4 separate regions of the Homo sapiens genome follow, and regions 2, 3 and 4 are each linked to region 1. The links are chromatin contacts, found by Hi-C or POLR2A ChIA-PET in ENCODE. All regions are on one chromosome and are shown on one strand. The core of a region is the stretch at or near the end of the contact, and the rest is flanking DNA. Distances in the headings are between cores, read along the strand shown. Region 1 holds the start of MLLT10 (MLLT10 histone lysine methyltransferase DOT1L cofactor). Region 2 overlaps LINC02643 (long intergenic non-protein coding RNA 2643). Region 3 holds the start of LINC02643 (long intergenic non-protein coding RNA 2643). Region 4 has its middle 42 kb from the start of LINC02643.

Evidence for each region. Hi-C counts contacts between places; a loop is a spot of excess contacts on that map. ChIA-PET counts read pairs that join two places held with the same protein, here RNA polymerase II (POLR2A). Pooled maps may share reads with other maps.
Region 2: a pooled map shows a loop between it and region 1 (2.8-fold over the local background). The contact joins the enhancer-like site here to the promoter of MLLT10 in region 1. A Hi-C loop is called at or near these places in 2 of 168 maps with a recorded cell type or tissue (PC-9 and endothelial cell of umbilical vein) and 7 of 50 pooled maps. POLR2A ChIA-PET finds 5 or more read pairs at or near these places in 6 of 52 experiments (A549, A673, CD4-positive, alpha-beta T cell and 3 more).
Region 3: a loop to region 1 is called in a pooled map, with 6 times the contacts of the local background. The contact joins the promoter of LINC02643 here to the promoter of MLLT10 in region 1. A Hi-C loop is called at or near these places in 2 of 168 maps with a recorded cell type or tissue (PC-9 and endothelial cell of umbilical vein) and 8 of 50 pooled maps. POLR2A ChIA-PET finds 5 or more read pairs at or near these places in 4 of 52 experiments (A549, AG04450, HEK293T and 1 more).
Region 4: a loop to region 1 is called in a map of endothelial cell of umbilical vein, with 7 times the contacts of the local background. The contact joins the enhancer-like site here to the promoter of MLLT10 in region 1. A Hi-C loop is called at or near these places in 4 of 168 maps with a recorded cell type or tissue (MCF 10A, PC-9, endothelial cell of umbilical vein and 1 more) and 5 of 50 pooled maps. POLR2A ChIA-PET finds 5 or more read pairs at or near these places in 7 of 52 experiments (A549, Caco-2, GM12878 and 4 more).

Annotation. Positions count from the first base shown.
Region 1 is chr10:21,532,147-21,538,169 of GRCh38, forward strand. It overlaps MLLT10 (MLLT10 histone lysine methyltransferase DOT1L cofactor), which reads left to right and starts at 2,086. Exons shown (of 23, transcript NM_001195626.3): 1 at 2,086-2,374; 2 at 2,499-2,658. The coding sequence starts at 2,499. RefSeq lists enhancers at 1,655-2,368, 3,084-3,796, 4,060-4,573 and silencers at 1,734-2,263, 2,274-2,343, 2,454-2,793, 2,934-3,023.
Region 2 is chr10:21,347,020-21,352,921 of GRCh38, forward strand. All of the region lies in intron 4 of LINC02643 (long intergenic non-protein coding RNA 2643), which reads right to left. Among named protein-coding and RNA genes, the nearest start is that of LINC02643, 23 kb to the right of the region's middle. Within about 2 kb of position 3,637, at least 2 of the 41 ENCODE cell types and tissues checked have a DNase peak (open chromatin) inside an H3K27ac peak, as active enhancers do.
Region 3 is chr10:21,368,334-21,374,378 of GRCh38, forward strand. It overlaps LINC02643 (long intergenic non-protein coding RNA 2643), which reads right to left and starts at 4,617. Exons shown (of 5, transcript NR_155751.1): 1 at 4,562-4,617; 2 at 1,634-1,782; 3 at 164-222. RefSeq lists enhancers at 4,469-4,970, 4,607-4,901.
Region 4 is chr10:21,327,701-21,333,405 of GRCh38, forward strand. No RefSeq gene overlaps it. Among named protein-coding and RNA genes, the nearest start is that of LINC02643, 42 kb to the right of the region's middle. Within about 2 kb of position 2,550, at least 3 of the 41 ENCODE cell types and tissues checked have a DNase peak (open chromatin) inside an H3K27ac peak, as active enhancers do; they include endothelial cell of umbilical vein, where a contact is called at or near this core.

The DNA of each region.
Region 1 (6,023 bases), core at 836-3,335:
ACATTTTCCCTATTTTTAAAAATTTCTGAAACCTCTTACAAATGATACATTTTTTTTGTTTTGTTTAGGAAATAGCAAGTGTTTACTTACATTTGTTTTAAGTGTTAAAGAATAGGGCAAGGTACCCATCCTTCTTTACATACAAATTAATTCCTTCACAAGAACTAAGCTCCAATGCATTAAAAATAAAACAAATGTGTTTTTAAATAATTTAATGCATTAAGGCTTGGCTGCAGTGTTTGGGAGGGGAAGTTTCACACTGATTTTTAACTCAGAATTGCTCTATAGTAAGAGTCTGAACAGGACTTGGATATTGAGCTGGTATCCTTTGTATAAGGGTGAAGATAAAATATATGGTTAAGATACACAAGACAGTATAGTTTTGTTTGAAGCCCGTTTTAGTTTCATAAATTTTTAAGGTAGTTAAAAAATATAATTATTATATATCCAGAAATGTATTAATTGTTGTCACATCCCAAAAAAGAATTCATATTATGTAGTCTTGTAGTCACCTTTTCTAAATGCACTATGTGAATTCTCATTGTTTTAGTGTATATTTTAATTGCCATTACTTTGTATATCTCAGCTTTTAAAACATCTGAATTTGCTATATATGCTCTCATTGTGCTGTATACCTATTATCACTCTTACACAGATTTCTAGCAATTAATTTGAAATAGAAAAACAGCCATGATACCTTTTCTAACCCCCCTTTATCAGAAGAACATTTAGAAGGCTTTTAAAGCCCAAACCATTATATTATCTTTTGGCGACCGACTAGGAGAACTTGGGTTCTCTATGCTTTAGCACTGTGAAAGTGCATCTTCCAGATCAGCACATTTATAATGCGAATTGCTGATAAAGAACCATTTTGTACCTGCAAGGTATTAATCAAAAGTCATGAATTCGCCTTTTAACTGGGCTTGTCATTTAAACAATCTATGCATAATTCTGATTTCATGCGAAACTTTTCTAATTAGACATTTTTTGCTTAAACATCAATATTGGGCTTTACGGATGCATAAGGAATAGGCAGACAGTGGAAGATTTTAGTTTAAAAGTGCTCAGCATCCAGCTAATTAATCTATGCAGATAGGCCTAATCCATTTTCCATTTGTTTGTGAGGTGGGAGCTCTCATCTTTCTGCCACTTTTAAATGACCTCACATTTCCAAGTATAAATTTGGAGAAAAGACCCGGATCAGAGGAATCCTCCATCAAAACTGGACGCCACTGTCTGATGGCGTTAATTATGTTTTAGCGACTGACTAGGAGGGCTAGAGTTCCTTCTTCCTTTTGGTGTAATACAACTGCATTTTCCGGATCATCGTATTATATTGCTAATTCCGGATAAACCACCATTTGTCCTGCACACCGAGCTGAGGGGCGCCTTGGCGTTCCCTCTCCGAGTGCAGCCCTAACACAGGCTTTTGACCTTCAGCCTGGAATACACTTTCGTTTGTCATTGGGGCCCACGTAGTGCGAAAATGGGCGGCAGATTTGGTAGGACTTCCAGCGGGTGAACTTTGGGAAGAGTCCAGGACGTGAATTTAATGGGTGGAGTGGCTGCGGCAGCACTGTGAAGTTAGCGCGGCCAACTGCAGGAAGCCATGCTTCATTACACCCTTCATGGAAGCTGGCACACTCGCCCCACCCTCGTTTTCCACGGGCCAGTCTTGGAGGAAAAGGCCAGCAGGTAGGTTCCCAGGGCACGGAGATGATGCCCCCGGGGACTCCCCTCTGGCGATTCTGAGAAAACCCCTTCCCAGCCCTGGGCGTCCACCTCCCCCGCCACCTCCCAGGCCTCTTCCCGACGCTCACACGCGGCCCGCGCCACCAGCGCTGCAGAGGGCGGCCCTAACGTCCCCGCCCCCGCGTGCGCGCCCCCGCGCCCGTTCATTCCGGCCTCCGCGCGCCGCCGGCTCCCCTCGCGCCCACCCCCAGCACACCTCGGCGGCGGCGAGCGGCGCGGGGGAGGGGGACGGGGCCCCGGAGGTAGGCCGGGGGCAGCCAACAGGCCGCGGCAGCGCGCACGCAGGGCTAGCCTCGCCCAGGCCTCCTCCCTCACGCCGGCCGCAGGACGGGCGCGCACGCCAAGTGACGCTCCGAGGAGGAAGCGCAGCCCCCTTCCCCTCCCTCGCTGCCCCTGGCCCAGCGGGAGCCCCCCCTCCCCCCAGTGCGCCTGTGCGGAGGCCCTCTTGATTATGTGTGCCCTCTCCGGGCGCCCGCGTTAGCGGCCGGGTGGAGGTGGGGAGGGAAGACGCTGAGGAGGAGGAGGAGGCGGAGGAGGCGGTGGAGGGGAGGTGGGGGGAATCAGCAAGGACATGGCTCCTGACTCCTGTGCGGAACGTGAGTGACTGAGCGGCAAAGCCCGAGTGAGCGAGCGGTGGGCTGCCGGGCCGGGCGGGGGGCGCCGGGGCGGGCTCGGGGGGCTGTGTGGGGGGGAAGCACTAATCGGCTTGCATGTGTTTTTTAATGGTCCCCCCAACTCCCTCTTAGATGGTCTCTAGCGACCGGCCCGTGTCACTGGAGGACGAGGTCTCCCATAGTATGAAGGAGATGATTGGAGGCTGTTGCGTTTGCTCAGACGAGAGAGGCTGGGCCGAGAACCCGCTGGTTTATTGCGACGGGCACGGCTGCAGCGTCGCGGTGCATCAAGGTAAACACCCAACCGCCCGCCGGGGCGCGCCGGCCTGCGCCCAACGGTCACCGCCGCCCCCACCTGGGCCGCAACCGCCGGCGCCCCCGCCCCGTGCCGCGGCCGCGGGAGGGACGCGGAGGGTCCGCGGCGGGGCGCGGGGGGTGTGGGCCGCGCATGTGGGAGAAAGTGCGTGTGGCCCGGACTGTCATGTGATTCCGCTCTCACTCTCTCAAGTGTCATTCGGCCGCCGCCTGCGCCTGGGGCCGGGGTCTGCTGACTCGGCGGGGCGGGGCGGGGCAGGGCGGCGGCCGCGCCCTCGAGATCTGGGCCGGGGTGGGGGCGGGGGCGGGGGCGGGGGCGGTGCGCGCCCTTCCCGGGGTTCCCGGGGCCACGGGGGTGGGTTTGGGAGAGTGGAGCGCCCTCTTCTCCCCTGGCCTGCAGCCGCCTGTCTGCCGCAGTGTTTGGAGACTTCCTGTGGCGTGGAGACGGGCTCGGGAACGCGGCGCCAGTGTGGGGAGGCTGGGGGTCGCCTTGCCTCTTTAGATGGGGAGGGATGCGGGGCCCGTTGCACCCCGAGCCAGAAGGCTCGGGCCCTGCCGCCGCCGCCCGGTAGCTGTCTGCGGAGGAGATGGCGGAGTCCGTTGCTGACCATGCGGGAGTGGCGGGGCTGCTGCAGCGCCTGTGGGGTGGCCGCGGCAGGCCACCACCAGCCTAGGTGGCTGAAGAGGTGGCGGTGCCAAGTCACTTTTGGGGAGCCTCTTAGTTTATTTCTGGTTGTTAACAATTGATGAGGTTTTTGGATATACAAGAAGGCCGAGGACACTAGTAAGATACTTTTCTGGCCTTTGAAGTGGCCGACTTTTCCCCATTTCACGTGGTAAGGAATCCAGGACAAAACAGTCTATATTCTTTTTTGGTGGCTCCATGTCCCTTCGCATTTCTGAATCTGGCATTAAGCGATGCATATGTTTTTAGTAGTCTGTTGGAAAGGACTACCACCAAAAGGGAGACGAAAATTTGAACATCTGCTAAAGTGCATTTTGTAGAGAAACGAATGTCACACTTGGAAAGGGAGACTTTAGAAGCAGTGGTGATGATTCTGAGGTAGTGTACTTACTCTGAGAATGCTGTTTATTCCCAGACTTTTATTTTTTTACTTTTTATTTTGTTGAGACGGAGTCTTGCTCTGTCACCCAGGCTGTAGTGCAGTGGTGCCATCTCAGCTTACTGCAACCTCTGCCTCCTGGGTTCAAGCGATTGATTCTCCTGCCTCAGCTTCTTGAGTAGCTGGGATAACAAGCACACCCTAGCACACCGGCTAATTTGTATTTTTTAGTAGAGACGGGGTTTCGCCATGTTGGCCAGGCTGGTCTCAAATTCCTGACCTCAGGTGATCCTCTTGCCTCGGCCTCCCAAAGTGCTGGGATTACCGGCGTCAGCCACTGCGCCTGGCCCTAGACTTTTAAAGAAGAGCCAAGTTGCATGTCTTGCTTTTTTAGGGAGTGAATACAATGCGTGTCAAACCAGATACTGATTTTAAGGTCATCCCATGTTCATTGGCATTTTGAAGGCCAATGAATTTCTTATGAATTGGAATTTCTTATGAATTGGATGATAAACTATCAAAATTTGATAATTTCTATGTCCCAATATAGAAAATTTTTATTCAAATCTTAAATTTTCCTTCCTAGAAGTACACCTGAATAAAGTTTTTGGGCAATGATGCTGTGTTTTGGACACCTATGCTGTGTTTTTTGACGGATAGAGCATTTATAGTGAGACACATTTTACAAATTCTGTTTTTTTGAGACAGGGTCTCACTTTGTGGCTCAGGCTGGCATGCAGGGTGCTATTACAGCTCACTGCAGCCTTGACCTTCCAAGCCATCTTCCCACTTCAGCCTTCCCAGTAGCTGGGACCACAGGCCTGGACAACCATGTCGGGCTAATTTTGTATTTTTGGTAGAGGTGGGATTTCACCAGGTTGCCCAGGTTGGTCTTGACTTTTTTTTTTTTGAGACAGAGTTTTGCTCTTGTTGCTCAGGCTGGAGTGCAATGGTGCCATCTCGGCTCACCGCAACCTCTGCATCCAGGTTCAAGTGATTCTCCTACCTCAGCCTCCCGAGTAGCTGGGATTGCAGGCATGGACCACCATGCCCTGCTAATTTTTGTATTTTTTTTAGTAGAGATGGGGTTTCTCCATGTTGGTCAGGCTGGTCTTGAACCCCTGACCCCAGGGTGATCTGCCTGCCTTGGCCTTCCAAACTGCTGGGATTACAGGTGTGAGTCATTGCACCTGGCCTGGTCTCGAACTTTTGAGCTCAAGGGATCTGCCCGCCTTAGCCTCATAAAGTGCTGGGATTACAGGCATGAGCTGCCTTGCCTGGTCCTACAAATGTTTAACTGGAAGTGGAAGTTTAGCTTTTGGAGTTTTAAAAAGTTATACTGAATTTATATTCTGCTGTGATTGTACAGTGGGTAGTACTCTGTTTTGTGAATTTATATTCTTTCTTTCTTTATATATTTTTTTGAGGCGGAGACTCCCTCTGTCGCCCAGGCTGGAATGCAGTGGGGCAATCTCGGCTCACTGCAGCCTCTACCTCCCGGGTTCATGTGATTCTCCTGCCTCAGCCTCCTGAGTAGCTGGGACTACAGGCACTACCACCACACCTGGCTAATTTCTTTTTTTCTTTTTTGAGATGGAGTTTTGCTCTTCTTGTCCAGGCTGGAGTGCAGTGGCGTGATCTCGGCTCAGTGAAACCTTCGCCACCCAAGTTCAAGTGATTCTCCTGCCTCAGCCTCCCAAGTAGCTGGGGTTACAGGCACCTGCCACCATGCCCAGCTAATTTTTAAAAAAATTTTTAGTAGAGATGGGGTTTCACCATCTTGGCCAGGCTGGTCTGGAACTCCTGACCTCAGGTGATCCTCCTGCCTCGGCCTGCCAAAGTGCTGGGATTACAGGCATGAGCCACCGCGTCCGACCTGAATTTATATTCTTTAAATGCTTTCCAATATTTAAGATATTTTCATATTTCTGCCTAGCAAGCTCATGCAGAAGTCTACTTGGTTATTAGTGTTTTTAGAGTTTTAGAAAATTTTCAGTTTTGAGCTAATTATTAACTTTAAAAACCAATTTTAAAACAAGACTGTGATTAGATATGTGATGTATAATTAAATCATTTGGAGCATTCACATCATTATGTATTTAGAAATAAACATACCTTTTTTTTTTTGAGATAGGGTCTCCCTCTGTTGCCCAGGCTGGAGCACAGTGGTGTGATTATGGCTCACTGCAGCCTTGACTTCCCAGGCTCAAGTCAGCCTCCTGAGTAGCTGGGACTGTAGGCACATGCCACCGTGCCCAGCTAATTTTTTTTTTTTTTT
Region 2 (5,902 bases), core at 2,387-4,886, 180 kb before region 1:
GACTCCTGAGTAGCTGGGACTAAATGTGTGCACCACCATGCCTGGCTGGTTTTTTTGTTTGTTTGATTTTGTTTTTTTTTTTAAGTTTTTGTAGAGATGGGGTCTCACTATGTTGCCCAAGCTGGTCTTGAAATCCCGGTCTCAAATGATCTTCCCACCTCAGCCTCTCAAAGTCTGGGGATTACAAGTCTGAGTCAGCACACCCAGTCAAGGTCTGGGTTTCGCGACAACCACAGAGACATCATCTCTATGGTGCTATAGGGAGGAGTCACTGGGGTGCATAGCCAGAGGCGGCTACTTTCATTCATCCTCAAAAATAATACTCTAGCTGCTAGTGAGAGGGGAATAAAGAGAGGGCAAAGCCTGGAAGTCAGAGGTTAGAGGCTGACAACGTTGCAGGCATTTTTCCTGGTCAAAAGAAAGGAGAAAAAAAGTAGGTTTACAGGTGGATACCAAAGCCAATATTGGATGAACAGTACCAAAGGAAGCAAGAGAAGGAGGGAGTGCCTACGCTACCTTAAGGTGCTGGACTTGCACGATTATGTGCTCCAGGCAATGGTATATACATGTAGTGCTTTAGCCTCTGTCTGGGTGAGGAAATGATAGCTGCTGTAACAAAGAGACCCAAAAATTCAATGGCTCAAACAAGATAAGTTTATGTCTTACTCATCTAACAGTCCAGTTTAAGAATTCCAGGTGGGTTTGTCCCCAGTCCAGGGTGGCAGATGGCAGTCCTTCCACACATGACTTCCAAGGATGTCCAAATTGTGGCCAAGCCAGACTTCGAGGATAGGGGCAAGAGGTGAGTTCAGGGCTAGAGACTTTCTCTTAATCAAGTAAATGGGAAGTTGCTCCCAACATTTCTGTTCATATTCCATCTGTGAGAGCTGGGTTGCATAGCCACAGTTTGCTGCAAAGTGGGACATGAGCCAGGGGAATGTAGCCCCTGGAAATGCAGCCAAAATCCGCAGTAGTGTTCTAATACTGAGGAAGAATGGGAGGATAGAGTGTGGTGGACAGATAACAGACTCCATCATCATTTTTCTTCACCTGGTCAATGGCTTTATGGATATGTTAGTCCATTTTGCATTGCTATAAAGGAATACCTGAGACTGGGTAATTTATAAAGAAAAGGAGGCTTATTATTTATTTATTTTTTATTTTTTTAGGACAGAGTCTCACTCTTCACCCAGGCTGGATTGCAGTAGCACGATCTCGGGTCACTGCAACCTCCACCTCCCAGGTACAAGCGATTCTCCTGCCTCGGCTTCCCAACTAGCTGAGATTACAGGTGCCCGCCACCACGCCCAGCTAATTTTTGTATTTTTAGTACAGATGGGGTTTCACCATGTTGTCCAGGCTGGTTTCAAACTCCCGACCTTCAGTGATCCGCCCACCTCGGCCTTCCAAAGTGCTGAGATTACAGGCGAGAGCCACCGCGCCCGGCCCAGAAAAGGGGTTTATTTGGCTGACAGTTCTGCAGGATGTACAAGCATGGCAGCAGCATCTGTTTGGCTTCTGGTAAGGGGTCAGGGAGCTTATAATCATGGAGGACCGTGACCTGGGAGCTGGCACGTCACATGGCAAGAGCAGAAGCAAGAGAGAGGAGGAGGAGATGCCAGACCCTAACAACCAGATCTGGCATGAAATCATTACTGTGGTGAGGGCACCAAGCCATTCATGAGGGATCCCCCCCCCAGGACCCAGACACCTCCTACGAGGTCCGACTTCCAACACTGGGGCTCACATTTCAACATGAGACGTGGAGGGGAGAAATATCCAAACTGTATCAATGGATAATATCTGACCCTTTTTTTGTTTGTTTGTTTGTTTTGGCTAAAGAAAGTGCCCAGTTTATTGCTAGACCAGACAAGTGTTTATTCCAAATTGTGATCAAGATAGAATAATTAAGTACTTTCCTTATATAATGAAAATTACCATTATCCTGTTAGTGCAATCAGTTTTCTGAGTTTATTGATACTGAATTAATATTAAAACAGGCTGGGCGTGGTAGCAGCTCATGCCTGTAATCCTAGCACTTTGGAAGCCTGAGGCAGAAGATCACTTGAGGTCAGGAGTTCGAGACTAGCCTGGGCTACATGGCGAAACTCCATCTGCACTAAAAATACAAAACTTAGCCAGGCATGGTGACACATGCATGTAGTCCCAGCTACTCGGGAGGCTTAGGAAGGAGAATCGCTTGAACCAGGGAGTCAGAGGTTGCAGTGAGTTGAGATCGTGCCACTGCATTCCAGCCTGGGTGACAGAGGGAGACTCCATCTCAAAAAAAAAAAAAAATTAAATTAGAATAAACAGATGTTAATAGGCAGCATGCATGTTTGATGTGCCTTTATTTTTCTTCTGCTTTAGGATAGTACTTCATTCTTAAGCATGTGAGTAAAGGAAGCAAAATAGTAGTAAGCTATATTGATGGTATGTAAAAGAAATATAGGAAAGGTTTACATTTCATTTGTTAGATCCCTGCCGAGTATTTTACGTGGTAGGGTATATAAAAATAATATTTTAGATTATTAAAACACCTTGATATTGGCTCATTTAATTACACTGTAAATTTTTCTCTAAAGGCAAGTATGGTATTTTATATTTTCTAACAATAATCCTATTCTTCCCTTTTCCTTATATTTTTCTTTGATATTTTCCTGATGTATTATAAAATTATTTTCAAGTATAAGACTGGTTTGTAAAAATACCTACATATTGTGTGAGATTATCACTATCATTTTTTTCTCTACTACCTTCTCATCAAATAAGGAAAGGCAAGAGTGATATAACAGTTGCCAAAGAAACAAAAGGCATCCCAGTTATTTCTGTGCTGGGATGGCTTTTGGCTTGCCGTTGCTGAAAAGCAAACAAGATATAGCCAAGAAATTGTGCCGTTGTTGCCTGGTTGGAAGGAAAGTTAGGGGCGCATATTCGGTTCAAGATGACCTTCAGGGAGGACCCAATGTCAGTGTCCTGCTAAGTCACACACAAGGAGAGAAAATCTATAATGACAGTTCAAGTCTTTCTTCCCACAGCAAATTGTGTCAGCCCTGCTATAAACAGTAAAAACAGCACAGGAAATATCTGACCCTTTTGCCATTGGTTAAGAGCTATTGCTAGCTCCTACTTGGCTAATAGCTTGAGTCTCTGAAAAACAAGGAATATTTCAGAAACCTCATTATGAGGAAGAGATACCTGCAATTTCCAGGTAAATGAAGCAAGTCTTGTACATGCCCAGATGGGACCAGGCCTCTGTTACATGAATCCTGGCAAGTTAAACAGGCTATATCTTCTTGTTTGAAGCAGCTAAGAATGTCCCGAGCTCACTGCAATGCTGGGAGGCCCCGGCACCGACTCTTGAGAAAACGTTTGAGACTAAACATGAAAGTTGCTCCCTAACCCGCAGTGTTATCATTGCAGTTGTTAACAAGATAAAGTAAATAAACCTAAACTCTCAGTGAACTTATTTCTCAGTTTATTGAATTGAATTTCCTGACATGCTGCGCTGGGTACCCAGAATACAAAGATGCACAAAGCCTGGTTCGGTGAGAGAGATGGTTATGGAGACAGACGATGACGGCAACTGAGAAACAGCATAGGCAGACCCCAATCCCAGAGGAGGAGCAAAGATATCTCCCTGGAGATCAGGGAGGGCTCACAGCCAGGGATGCTTGAGATCAGGCAGACAAGAGGCACGCCTATGTTTAACTCAGAAAACAATGAAAAGTTTGCTGGCTGGGCTTGGTGACTCACTCCTGTAATCCCAGCACTTTGGGAGACCAAGGCAGGCAGATCACAAGGTCAGGAGTTCCAGACCAGCCTGGCCAATATGGTGAAACCTCATCTCTACTAAAAATACAAAAATTAGCTGGGCATGGTGGCAGGTGCCTGCAGTCCCAGCTACTCGGGAGGCTGAGGCAGGAGAATTGCTTGAACCTGGGAGGCGGAGGTTGTAGTGGACCGAGACTGTGCCATTGCACTCCAGCCTGGGTGAAAGAGCAAGGCTCTGTCTTGAAAAAAAAAAAAAAGGACCGTTTGCATATGACTTGTGGGATAACCTTTTCTAGGGGGCAGCAGTTTCATTGGAAAGTTAAATAACAGTTATAATGACTACCATTTTGTTGCGGGAAGTCAGGGACTCCAAACGGAGGGACAGGCTGGAGCCATGGCAGAGGAACATAAACTGTGAAGATTTCATTTTAATATGGACATTTATCAGTTCCCAAATAGTACTTTTATAATTTCTTATGCCTGTCTTCTTCGATCTCTTAATCCTGTTATCTTCATAAGCTGAGGATGTACGTCACCTCAGGACCACTGTGATCATTGTGTTAACTGTACAAATTGATTGTAAAACGTGTGTGTTTGAACAATATGAAATCAGTGCACCTTGAAAAAGAACAGAATAACAGCGATTTTTAGGGAACAAGGGAAGACAATCATAAGGTCTGACTGTCTGCGGGGTCAGGCAAAAAGAGCCATATTTTTCTTCTTGCAAAGAGCCTATAAATGGACATGCAAGTAGGGAAGATATCACTAAATTCTTCTCCTAGCAAAGAATATTAATATTAATACCCTGGGGAAGGAATGCATTTCTGGGGGGGAAGTCTGTAAATGACTACGCTGGGAATGTCTGTCCTATGTGGTTGAGATAAGGACTGAGATACACAGTGGTCTCCTGCAGTACCCTCAGGCTTACTAGGGTGGGGAAAAACCCAGCCCTGGTAAATTTGTGGTCAGACTGGTTCTCTGCTCTCAAACGCTATTTTCTGTTGTTTAAGATGTTTATCAAGACAATACATGCACCACTGAACATAGACCCTTATCAGTAGTTCTGCTTTTGCCCTTTGCCTGGTGATCTTTGTTAGACCCTTATCAGTAGTTCTCCTTTCTGCCCTTTGAAGCATGTGATCTACTCCCTGTTCTTACACCTGCTCCCCTTTTGAAACCCTTAATAAAAAACTTGCTGGTTTGAGGCTCAGGTGGGCATCATGGTCCTACCGATATGTGATGTCACCCCTGGCAGCCCAGCTGTAAAATTCCTCTCTTTGTACTCTTTCTCTTTATTTCTCAGCTGGCCAACACTTATGGAAGATAGAAAGAACCTATGTTGAAATATTGGGGGTGGGTTCCTCTGATACCATTTATTGAGCTAGGCTACTGTACTAAGCTAGATATAAATACAGATATATAAAATTAGTTTACTAGAGCTACCATAACAAAATCATTAACTGGGTGACTTAAACAATAGAATTTTATTTTTCTTCCAGTTCTAGAGGCTGAAAATCCAAGATCAAGGTGGTGAGCAGGGCTGGTTTCCTCTGAGGCCTCCCTCCTTGGCTTGTAGATGGCTGCCTTCTTGCTGCTTCTTCATGCGGCTGTCCCTCTGTGCACGTATGCCCCTGCTGTCCCTCTGTGTATCCTAGTCTCCTCTTCTTATAAGGACACCAGTCCATTTGGGTCTTGTTTTTGTTTTTGTTTTGCTTTGTTTTGCTTTTTGAGATAGTCTCACTCTGTCACCCAGGCTGGAGTGCAAGGGCACCATCTCAGCTCATTGCAACCTCTGCCTCCCGGGTTCAAGTGATTCTCCTGCCTCAGCCTCCCGAGTAGCTGGGATTACAGGCATGTGCCACCACACCCAGATAATTTTGTATTTTTTAGTAGGGACGGGGTTTTGCTATGTTGGCCAGGCTGATCTTGAACTCCTGACCTCAAGTGATCTTCCTGCCTCGGCCTCCCAAAATGCTGAGATTACAGGCGTGAGCCACTGCACCTGGCTGACACCAGTCCATTTGGATTAGAGCCCCCCTTGAGCTTCATTTTAACTTAATTACCTCTTTAAAGATCCTATCTCCAAATATAATCACATTCTGAGATAGAGGGGGTTAGGGCTTCAATA
Region 3 (6,045 bases), core at 3,367-5,866, 160 kb before region 1:
GAGGTGTAGATTCAGAGACCTCATGGTATTTTCGGTTGCCTCTCCACTTCCCCTTTTCTCCAGCTCTAGGTTTGGTTGTGACAAACTCTGCTCTTAGCCCAGCTTTGCAAACTGGAAGGAAAAATAAAGTAATTTTTTTCTCCCAACACGCACATATACATACCTCAATGTAAGTTTCTGATTGGTCCAGATCGCGTCTCCTGCCTGTTCTTAGGCCAATCACTGTGGTGAAGGGAACGAGACACTGTGATTGGCCAGATCTGGATCACAGGTTCTCCCTGTGGCCAGCAAACAGGCAGACCCATGAGAATGGCATAGTCAAGAGAGTGACAGTTTCCCCAAGAGAAAGAGAAGTGCAGTTGCTAAAAGGATGGAGGAAACGAATCCCGAGCAGAACCCCTCCTCCCCTCCCCTGCGAAACAAATGACTCTGGACCAACTATCTAGTAACAACATAATAATTGTCACGACTTGTTGAGCTCTTACTATTATCAGAGAACGCGCCAGTACTTTGTAATGTAAATATAATTACCTTTATAAAGCAATGTATATACATCTAGCCCTCTGAACAACTCAAAAGGTAGATGTTATTAGGCCCATTTCACGGATACTAAAACTGAGACTTAAATAGGCCAATGGACCTGTTCAAGGACCTGCTGTTTGCCACAATTGCTTCTTTGTGCTTCAATTTTCCTGTATATAGGGCTTCCTAATATTGCTGTACCTTTCAAAGATGTTTTTGACATGAAAGAGAAAGAAGTATGTCAAGGTTTTGAGACTTACTCATTCCACCCATGACGTGCCCTGGCCTGCATTTTCCTATGTGTAGCCTTCAAGGCCACGTCCTCCACAGAGTCTGCCTGACTCCTCCAGAGATCAGTGAAGCCTCCTTGCTCCAGATTCCCCAGCAACTCCCCCACAGCGCTCTCCTGGCAGCCATCACCTTCTCTCCCACATCATAGATATGTGGCTGTTAGCTCCCTCGCTACACTGTCTGGTATAGAGAAAAGGGACCATTTCTAATGCAACTTCCTATATAGCATGCATTTAACCCATACATGATAGGCTTTAACTAAACATTTGGTTAATTAAATGATGCATGTGTTTAATTAACGTATAGATGAAGAATTCCTCTATAAATTCAAGGCACAGCTGTTTGGGCTTCAAGTAAAAACACAGAAAGTTAGAACTATAAGAAGTCGCCTTCATTCAGGGCCAGTCTATAAGCTATTTGTTACTGAACCACAACAAAATAAGTCCAGAAATTGAGAATACACATTTAGAAACATTTATGACAGTCTAGTAGATTAAGTTTATGTCTGCTGAATCTAATAATAAAAAATAACTTAGACTTGTGTTCCGTATGTCTTTACTTTATAAATTAATTTTCTGATCATTCATTTTTACTCCATTTTACAATGTATCTGTTTGCAATGGACTGGGAATTTTTAAATATTTTTCTTCACCAGAGATAGTTGGAGAAGCACAAATCTTATCTAAACTGTCACTCAGAGCAGGAGGCCCTTCTCTATTTCTGGCCAACCAGCCTGTTTTTAATGCTTTCTAGCAAGGCATTCACACCATCCCAGTTCCACTCTCAGATTGTTTCATAACTTAACTATTTCCTTTCTGACCTTGAAAGGTTCTCCAGCTCCGTGAGAGAAGAACGCAGACTTCCTCAGCCTAGGATGGAGTTGGGGGGTGACAGGCTTCCATAGGAAGAAGTGAAAATTTTCCCTTTACTCACTCAGGACATCTGGATTCTCAGACCCAGTTTTCTCATCTGCAAAATAAGAAGCTTCAATTTCTGATGCTTTATGATCCCCTTGTTCATTCATGAGCTTTAAGATATGAAGGAAGTTCCTGCTTCTGAAGAATAGCCCATCACTGCCCCCTCCCCTGGAAAAAACTCCCTTTATATTTATTTATTTTGTTGTTGTTGTTTGTTTGAGATGGAGTCTCACTGTATCACTCACGCTGGAGTGCAGTGGTGTGATCTCAGCTCACTGCAACCTCCGCCTCCCAGGTTCAAGCCATGCTCCTGCCTCAGCCTCCAGAGTAGCTGGAATCACAGGCACCTGCCACCATGCCCGGCTAATTTTTGTATTTTTAGTACAGACGGGGTTTCACCATGTTGGACAGGCTGGTCTCGAACTCCTGACCTCAGGTGATCTGCCCGCCTCAGCCTCCCAAAGTACTGGGATTACAGGCGTGAGCCACCGTGCCTGGCTGAGAACTCCCTTTTTAACATGAGTGATCTGATTGTACAGCTGCAGGATATCTCATGTGTCACTTACACGGGATTAAAGAGTATTAGATCCGCCAGGCGCAGTGGCTCACGCCTGTAATCCCAGCACTTTGGGAGGCTGAGGTGGGCGGATCATGAGGTCAGGAGATCGAGACCATCCTGGCCAACACGGTGAAACCCTGTGTCTACTAAAAAAAAATACAAAAAATTAGCCGGCCGTGGTGGCGGTCGCCTGTAGTCCCAGCTACTCGGGAGGCTGAGGCAGAAGAATGGCGTGAACCCGGGAGGCGGAGCTTGCAGTGAGCCGAGATTGCGCCACTGCACTCCAGCTTGGGCGACAGAGCGAGACTCTGTCTCAAAAAAGAAAAGAAAAGAGTATTAGATCAGCTGGGTGCAGTGGCTCACAACTATAATTGCAAAACTTTGGGAGGCCAAGTGGGAGCATCGCTTGAGCCCAGGAGTTCAAAACCATCCTAGGCAACATAGCAAGACCTCATCTCTACTAAAAATTAAAAAATTAGCCAGGTGTGGTGGTGCATGCCTATGGTCCCAGCTACTTGGGAGGCTAAGGTGGGAGCATCCCTTGAGCCCAGGAGTTCAAGGTTATAGTTAGTTATGATTGCACCACTGTACTCCAGCCTGGGTGACAGAGGAAGGCTCTGTAAAGAAAGAAAGAAAGAGAGAAAGAGAGAAAGAGAGAGAGAGAGAGAGGAAGGAAGGAAGGAAGGAAGGAAGGAAGGAAGGAAGGAAGGAAGGAAGGAAGGAAGGAACGAAGGAAGGAAGGAAGGAGAGAGAAAGAGAGAAAGAAAGAAAGAGAGAGAGACAGAGAACAGAGAAAGAGAAAAAAAAAAAAGAAAGAGAAAGAGAGAAAAGAAAGAAGAGCCGGACGCGGTGGCTCACGCCTGTAATCCCAGCACTCTGGGAGGCCGAGGCGGGTGGATCACAAGGTCAGGAGTTCAGGACCAGCCTGGCCAAAATGGTGAAACCCCGTCTCTACTCAAAATACAAAAATTAGCCGGGCATGTTGGCAGGTGCCTGTAATTCCAGCTACTTGAGAGGCTGAGGCAGAGAACTGCTTGAACCCGGGAGGTGGAGGTTGCAGTGAGCCGAAATCGTGCCACTGCACTCCAGCCTGGGCAACAGAGAGCGAGACTCTGCCTCAGAAAAAAAAGGAAAGGAAGGAAGGGAGGGAAAAAGGGAAAAATAGTGATGTATGGCAATTCTTCAAATATAGGTGTGATATTTTGCATGTCAAATTTGATTCAACTGTTAATTAAAAAAACAAAGCAACATAGCATTTTCTCAGCATTTTTAAATTGAATAAAATGTAAATCTTTCATGCTTACTGTAATGAAGCCAGACAATTTAGAAAAACAAAACCATTCTTCTGATAACTCAGTAAATTTTAAATACACATACAAATATACCAGAAAATGCATTTTTGTAACTATTTTTAAAACTGTAGATGAAAACACAAAGATTAAAACTGATGAAATGAAACAGGCATACATAAAAAATTGAATGCAATACAAAAACAATATTATTTCTACTTCAAAAAAAGAATATTTTATTTATTAAGCCATAGCACTTTGGGAGAATGAGGTGGGTGGATCACCTGAGGTCAGGAGTTCAAGACCAGCCTGGCCAAAACGGCAAAACCTGGTCTCTACTAAAAATACAAAAATTAGCCAGGCACGGTGGCACATGCCTGTAACCCCAGCTACCAGGGGGACTGAGGCAGGAGGATCACTTAAACCCAGGAGGCAGAGGTTGCAGTGAGCCGAGATCGTGCCACTGCACTCCAACCTGGACAACAGAGCAAGACTGCTTCTAAAAAACAAAACAAAACACAACAAATATATATATACGTCAATGAATATATTCAGATTATTTGTAAAATAGAGTGGAAAAGAAAATTGGATGATATTTGTAAGTTAATCACATAAAACAACAAACATAACAACACCAGTATCATCACCTCAAAGGTAAATTGTAAATATGGAGACAATTGATTTTACAAGTCACATGTGAAATTATTATTTCATTCTGAATGAAATGGGGCTTTCAATACATTTTTAGCATGTCTAGAAACAAGTTTGTTCATGTGTTTCTAGTAATATATTATTTAAAATAGTAATTATACTGGTGACATAAACCTCAAACCAAAATTAAATCTGTATCAGAAGTTATCCCACCTGATGTAAGCAGGTTGTCCTTGCTTAAATAAAGCCATCCTCAAAGGTGTGAACGACCCCTGCTGAGGTCAGGGGAGTTGCCCAGGCAACTCTCAGATGCATGAACTATAAACACTTACAGTTTTATGCTGCTGAGCTTTCCTGATTGTTTCTTGCACAGCCTTGTTGGGACAATATTAAAAAGCTGCGGTGATTTTTAAATATACTCACACATTTTTGAGAATCCTCCCTTTAAGAGGTGGAGCCTCACTTCCCTCCCCTTGGGTGTGGGCTGGACTTAGCTTTTGGCTTCTAATGCACAGAATAAAGTGAAAGTGATGGGTGTGACTCTGGAAGGCAGATCATAAAATGCGCTGCAGCTCCCTCCTCCCTCTCTCTGAGATTGCTTGCTCTGGGGGAAGTTAGCCCACATGAGAGCACAAGCTGCATGGTGAGGAAGAGAGGCTTCCTGCCAACACCCAGCAAGGAATGGAGGCCCTGCCAGAAACCACCCTAGTGAGCCATCTTGGAAGCAGACCCCCAGCCCCAGCTAAGCATTCAGATGACTGCAGCCCTAACCAACATCCTGAGTACAGTCACGTGAGAGATCCTGAGCAAGAGCCACTCATCTAAGCCTCTCCTGAATCCCTGGCCCACAATTACAGTGAGATTAAAAAGTAAAATTGGCCAGGCATGGTGGCCCATGCCTGTAATCCCAGTACTTTGGGAGGCCGAGACAAGTGGATCATTTGAGGTCAGGATTTCGAGACCAGTCTGACCAACATGGTGAAACACTGTCTCTACTAAAAATACAAAATTAGCCAGGCATGATGGTGCATACCTGTAATCCCAGCTACTTGGGAGGCTGAGGCAGGAGAATGGCTTGAACCCAGGAGGTGGAGGTTGCAGTGAGCCAATATTGCACCATTGCACTCCAGCCTGGGCAACAAGAGTGAAACTCCATCTCAAAAAAAAAAAAAAAAAGAAAAGAAAACAAGGCCAAATGTGATGGCTCATGCCTGTAATCCCAGCACTTTGGGAGGCGAAGGTGGGAGGATCACTTGAGTCCAGGAGTTCGAGACCAGCCTGGGCAACATGGTGAGACTCCATCTCTAGTTGGGCATGGTGGTGCCTGCCTGCAGTCCTAGCTCCTCAGGATGCTGAAGTGGGAGGATTATTTGAGCTCAGGAGTTCGAGGTTGCAGTGAGCAGTGATTGCACTCAGGCTGGGTGACTGAGTGAGACCCTGTCTCAAAAAAAACAAAAAAAAAGATAAAATAAAAAATTGTTTTAAACTGCTAAATTTTTGAGTGATTTGTCACATAGCAGATAGGGATGCTGTTTAGAGCCTTTGGCAGGCCCCCATAGGTGAATCACAGTGAAGGCCTCTAGGATTTTGGAGCAAGGCCCTGCCATCTTCTGCAGATAACTACCTTCATTTTTAGAGACAGCTCTTGGCCTGTTACTGGGCTTTGGTGGAAACTGAACGTTTGATTATGGGTCATCAAGTCACCATGCGACCTGAACTGCCTGTCATACATAAACTGGGTGCCTTCTGACCCATCTAGCCACACAGTGGGGCGTGCACAGCAGCATTCATTATCAAATGGAAGTGGTATATACAT
Region 4 (5,705 bases), core at 1,300-3,799, 200 kb before region 1:
TAGACTGTTTAGAGAGTCTCACCTGGCCTCCAGCATAGTCTAGAGTCAGGCTCTGATCTTGCAGATGGATGACTCACCACATCATCCCCACGAGGGGTCCGGCATCTTCACGTGTCACCCAACCTTTAAGTTTTCTGGACAGGCTGCAGGAGGTGATGGGTCCTAAAGGAGAGGTGACTGACGCGAACTTTGTGTTGCTAAACAGCCCTGGCCGTGACAGTACAGATTAGTACAGGACAGTTCCTGGAAGGGCTGTATTTTGTAAAATAACAATGTAAGAGTCTTCCTTGTCTTTTTCTTTTTCCTTTTCTTTCCTTTTTTTTTTTTTTTTTTTTTTTTTTTTTGCAATGAAGTCTGGCTCTGTCACCCAGGCTGGAGTGCAGTGGCGCAATCTCGGCTCACTACAACCTCTGCTTTCCAGGTTCAAGCGATTCTCCCGCCTTAGCCTCCCGAGTGGCTGGGATTACAGGTGTGCACCACCATGCCCGGCTAATTTGTGTGTGTGTGTGTGTGTGTGTGTATTTTTAGTAGAGTTGGGGTTTCACCATGTTGGCCAGGCTGGTCTCGAATTCCTGACCTCATGTTATCCACCCGCCTTGGCCTCCCAAAGTGCTGGGATTACAGGCCTGAGCCACTGCACCCAGCCATTCCTTGCCTTTTTCAAGCCATTTTTAAATTTTACGTTATGTATAAGATATACGTAACATGTGGCATGAAGTACATTTCCACTGTGCAACTGTCACCACTATCCATCTCCAGAAGTTTTTCATCTTCCCCAGCTGAAGCTCTGCCCCCATTAAACGCTAACTCCCCATTGCTGCTCCCCTCCCCCAGCCCCAGGCAACCACCTTTCTATTATCTGTCTCTGTGAATTCAACTATTCTAGGTACCGCATATAAGTGGAACCATACAGCATTCGTCCTTTTGTGACTGGCTTATTTCAATTAGCATACTGTCCTCAAGGTTCATCCATGTTGTGCATGTGAATTTCCTTTTTTTTTTTTTTTTTTTTTTTGAGACGGAGTTTTGCTCTTGTTGCCCACGCTGGAGTGCAATGGCATGATCTTGACTCACAGCACCCTCTGCCTCACAGGTTCAAGCAATTCTCCTGCCTCAGCATCCCGAGTAGCTGGAATACAGGCATGCACCACTATGCCCAGCTAATTTTGTATTTTCAGTAGAGACAGTTTCTCCATGTTGGTCAGGCTGGTCTCGACCTCCCGACCTCAGGTGATCCGCCCGCCTCAGTCTCCCAAAGTGCTGGGATTACAGGCATGAGCCACCACACCCGGCCTCCTTCCTTTTTTAAGGCTGAATCATATTCCATTGTATGTATATACCACATTTTGTTTATCCATTCATCTGCAAATGGTCACTTGGGTTGTTTCCACCTTTCAGCTATTGTGAATAATGCTGCTATGAACATGAGTGTGTACACATGTCGCTAAAAGAACCTCCTTGCAGTACTTTTGGGTGTATGCCCAAAAGAATGGCTGGATCACATGGTGATAGTATATTTACTTTTTTGAGGAAGCACCTTCATGTTTTCCACAGTGGCTACACCATTTTGCATTCCCACCAGCAATATGCAAGGGTTCCAATTTGTCCCCACCCTCACCAGCATTTATTACTTTCTGGGGTTTTTCTTTTTTCTTTTTTTAAAGCCATCCTATCCTAATGGATGTGAAAGTGGTATATCATTGATTGTGTTTTGTTTTGTTTTGAAACACAGTCTTGCTCTGTTGCCCAGGCTGGAGTGCAGTGGAGCAATCCAGAAATTCACCTTTCCCATGAGCTGGACAGAGGAGCTCGGTTTTTTTTTTAGAGATGGAGTCTCACTCTGTCACCCAGGCTGGAGTGCAGTGGCGCAATCTCAGCTCACTGCAACCTCCACCTCCTGAGTTAAAGCAATTCTCCTGCCTCAGCCTCCCGAGTAGCTGGGATTACAGGTGTGCGCCATCAAGCCCAGCTAATTTTTGTATTTTAGTAGAGATGGGGTTTCACCATGTTGCCAGGCTGGTCTCAAACTCCTGACCTCAAGTGATCCACCTGCCTCGACCTCCCAAAGTGCTGGGATTACAGGCATAAGCCACCACGCCTTGCTACCACTGTGGTTTTGATTCGCGTTTTCCTAATGATTAGTAAAGTCTCTTTGTTTTAGAGAACAAAAAAAAGGAAAAATGTAGTACCAAAGATTTAGGTTGGAGGAAGGTCCCAGGAAAATGGAAGCAAATACACAGAATCATGCGAAAAGACAAGAAATAATGTGGGAGTGCAGTTCTATAAAAGTACATCTTCAAAACATTCTTTAAGGACAAACAGTATTATCTTGAACAAAACTAAATGAGGAAGGTACCACTGTCCTTAAGGTATAATAAGAAACTGAATTGCCATGAGTAAGGTCACAGCACACAGAAGCTGTGTGTGGAAAATCAAGAAATAACTATGGCAACATCTCTCCAATATTAAACAAACAAAAAGCAGCTGGGCATGGTGACTCATGCTTGTAGTCCCAGCACTTTGAGAGGCCACAGTGGAAGGATCACTTGAGCCCAGAGGTTTGAGACTAGCCTGGGCAACGTAGCAAGACCCGTCTCTACAAAAAATTTAAAAAATTAGCTGGACTTGGCGGTGCATGCTTGTAGTCCCAGCTATCCAGGAGGCTGAGATGGGAGGGTCGCTTAAACCCTTAAACCCAGGAGGTTGAGGCTACAGTGAGCTATGATCATGCCACTGCACTCCAGCCTGGGTGACAGAGCAAGACCCTGTCTCAAAAAAAAAAAAAAAAAAAAATTAAAAAGATCAATTTATTCATTAACCATTTCAAAAATTCAAAAGAAACTCAATCAGGAGATCATTTTCACAGTGATGAATCAAATTGATAAAAATCTCCTCACAGCCTGCTGGAAGACAGGAACAAAAATTCCTCGTGTCATTTTAAAAAGTATAAACCTTGTGTGTTGTCAGACCACATCCCTTGTACAGAAAGTCTACAGGTTTGGTATTAGGCAGGACTCCCCAGGAAAGGGATCAGGATGAGGGATTAGCAATAGGAAATTTGGCATCGGGTAAGGGAATATTCCGGAAAAACGTCAGTGCCTAACTTCCTTCCCCACATGCTCAAGGAGTGTACATCCACAACACAGCCCTAAGCTTTAAGGATGTGAACTCGTTTAACCTACCAGATAGGTAAACACACTTGAAGTCTGCCTTTGAAAACTCATGCTAAAGGGAATGGATTCTGCAAATTCATTACTTTTTTTTTTTTTTTTTTTTTTGAGACGGAGTCTGGTCCTGTTGCCCAGGCTGGAGTCCAGTGGTGCGATCTAGGCTCACTGCAACCTTCACCTCCCGTGTTCAAATAATTCTCCTGCCTCACCCTCCTGAGTAGCTGGGATTACAGGCATGCATCACCACGTCCAGCTAATTTTTGTATTTTTAGTAGAGAAGGGGTTTCACCATGTTGGTCAGGCTGATTTTGAACTCCTGAACTCGTGATCTGCCTGCCTTGGCATCCCAAAGTGCTGGGATTACAGGCATGAGCCACCACACCGGGCCAAATTCATTACTTTTAATGGCAAAAACTGCAATTGCTTTTTCTCCAGCCTAAATAAAAAATTCTATATAAAAATTGTGCTCTATTGGGGCCAGGCACGGTGGCTCACGCCTGTAATCCCAGCACTTTGGGAGGCCAAGGTAGGCAGATCACGAGGTCAGGAGATCAAGACCATCCTGGCTAACACGGTGAAACCCCATCTCTACTAAAAATAAAAAAAATTAAAAAAAAATTAGCCGGGCGTAGTGGCGGGCGCCTGTAGTCCCAGCTACTCCGGAGGCTGAGGCAGGAGAATGGCATGAACCCAGGAGGCGGAGCTTGCAGTGAGCCAAGATCGCACCACTGCACTCCAGCCTAGGCGACAGAGCGAGACTCCATCTTAAAAAAAAAAAAAAAAAAAAAAAAAAATGGGCTCTATTTACTCTGGTGTACACAAAATAAATATTACCTTTTTTTCTTTTCTTTTCTTTTTGAGACAGAGTCTCCCTCTGTCACCCAGGCTGAAGTGCAGTGGCACAATCTTGGCTCACTGCACTCTCCATCTCGTGGGCTCAAGTGATTTTTCCTGCCTCAGCCTCCCGAGTAGCTGGGATTACAGACATATGCCACCACGCCTGGCTAATTTTTGTATTTTTAGTAGAGACAGTGTTTCACCATGTTGGCCAGGCTGGTCTCGAACTCCTGACCTCAGGTGATCTGCTCGCCTCAGCCCCCATGTGGGGGCTGTAAGATTACAAGCATGAGACGCCGCATCCGGCAACATTATCTTTTATTTTTTGTATTTTTAAGATGTAGTCAGTTTGCAAAATACTACATCATTTGGCCAGAAAACTAATTCTCATGCTTCTCTCTTCCTTCTCAAATTACACTATTTTCATAACAGGTCAAAAATAGTTTTAAGGGCCGGGCACAGTGGCTTACGCCTTTAATCCCAGCATTTTGGGAGGCCGAGGTGGGCGGATCACCTGAGGCCGGGAGTTCAAGACCAGCCTGACCAACATGGAGAAACCCCCGTCTCTACTAAAAATACAAAAAATTAGCCAGGCGTGGTGGCTCATGCCTGTAATCCCAGCTACTCAGGAGGCTGAGGCAGGAGAATCACTTGAACCGGGAAGGCGGAGATTGTGGTGAGTCGAAATCGCGCCATTGCACTCTAGCCAGGGCAACAAGAGCAAAACACGGTCTCAAAAAATATAAAATAAAATAATAGTTTTAAGAATGGTCAGGCGTTGGCATTTCCTTTCTAATAATGGGTAGAAGTTTGTTATGAATCATAATTAGTGATGTTACTTGATCTCATTCTGATGTTAATTCAAAGTTGCCCTGTTCAAGAAGGCAGTGTGCTGGTGTGCAGGGATCACATATCTGTGATTAATCCGGCTGAGTGCTAGAGCTGCAATTGTTTCTTCGTGTAGCTGCAGATAAAATAACAGTCTTGGCCGGGCCCGGTGGCTCACGCTTGTAATCCCAGCACTTTGGGAGACCAAGGTGGGCAGATCATGAGGTCAGGAGTTCAAGACCTGCCTGGCCAACACAGTGCAACCCCATCTCTACTAAAAACACAAAAATTAGCCAGGCACAGTGGCACGTGCCTGTAATCCCAGCTACTCAGGAGGCTGAGGCAGGAGAATCACTTGAACCCAGGAGGCAGAGGTTGCAGTGAGCTGAGATCTTGCCACTGCACTCCAGCCTCGGCAACAGGAGGAGACTCTGCCTCCAAAAAAAAAAAAAAAAAAAAACAAAAGTCTTTGTCAATGAAAGAAGCATAACCCCTGAGTGCCTGGACCAGTGGATAATTACATAGGAAGTGATAATGGGAGGTAAGAACCCTTTTGCTCTGTCAGTGAGAAGATCCAGTAGAAAATCAAGGAGGACCCGAGAAACTTTGTACTGAAAGGAAAAATAAAAAGTCTCTCCTTGGCTGCGCACAGTGGCTCAGGCCCATAATCTCAACACTCTGGGAGGCTGAGGAGGGAGGATCATTTGAGCCCAAGAGTTCGAGACCGGCCTGGGCAACATAGGAAGATCCCCATTTCTACCAAAAAAAAATTAGGTGGGCATGGTGGTGCACACCTGTAGTTCCAGCTACAAATTTTTTGTACTTGGAGGCTGAGGTGGGAGGATCCTTTGAGCCCAGGAGTTGGAGACC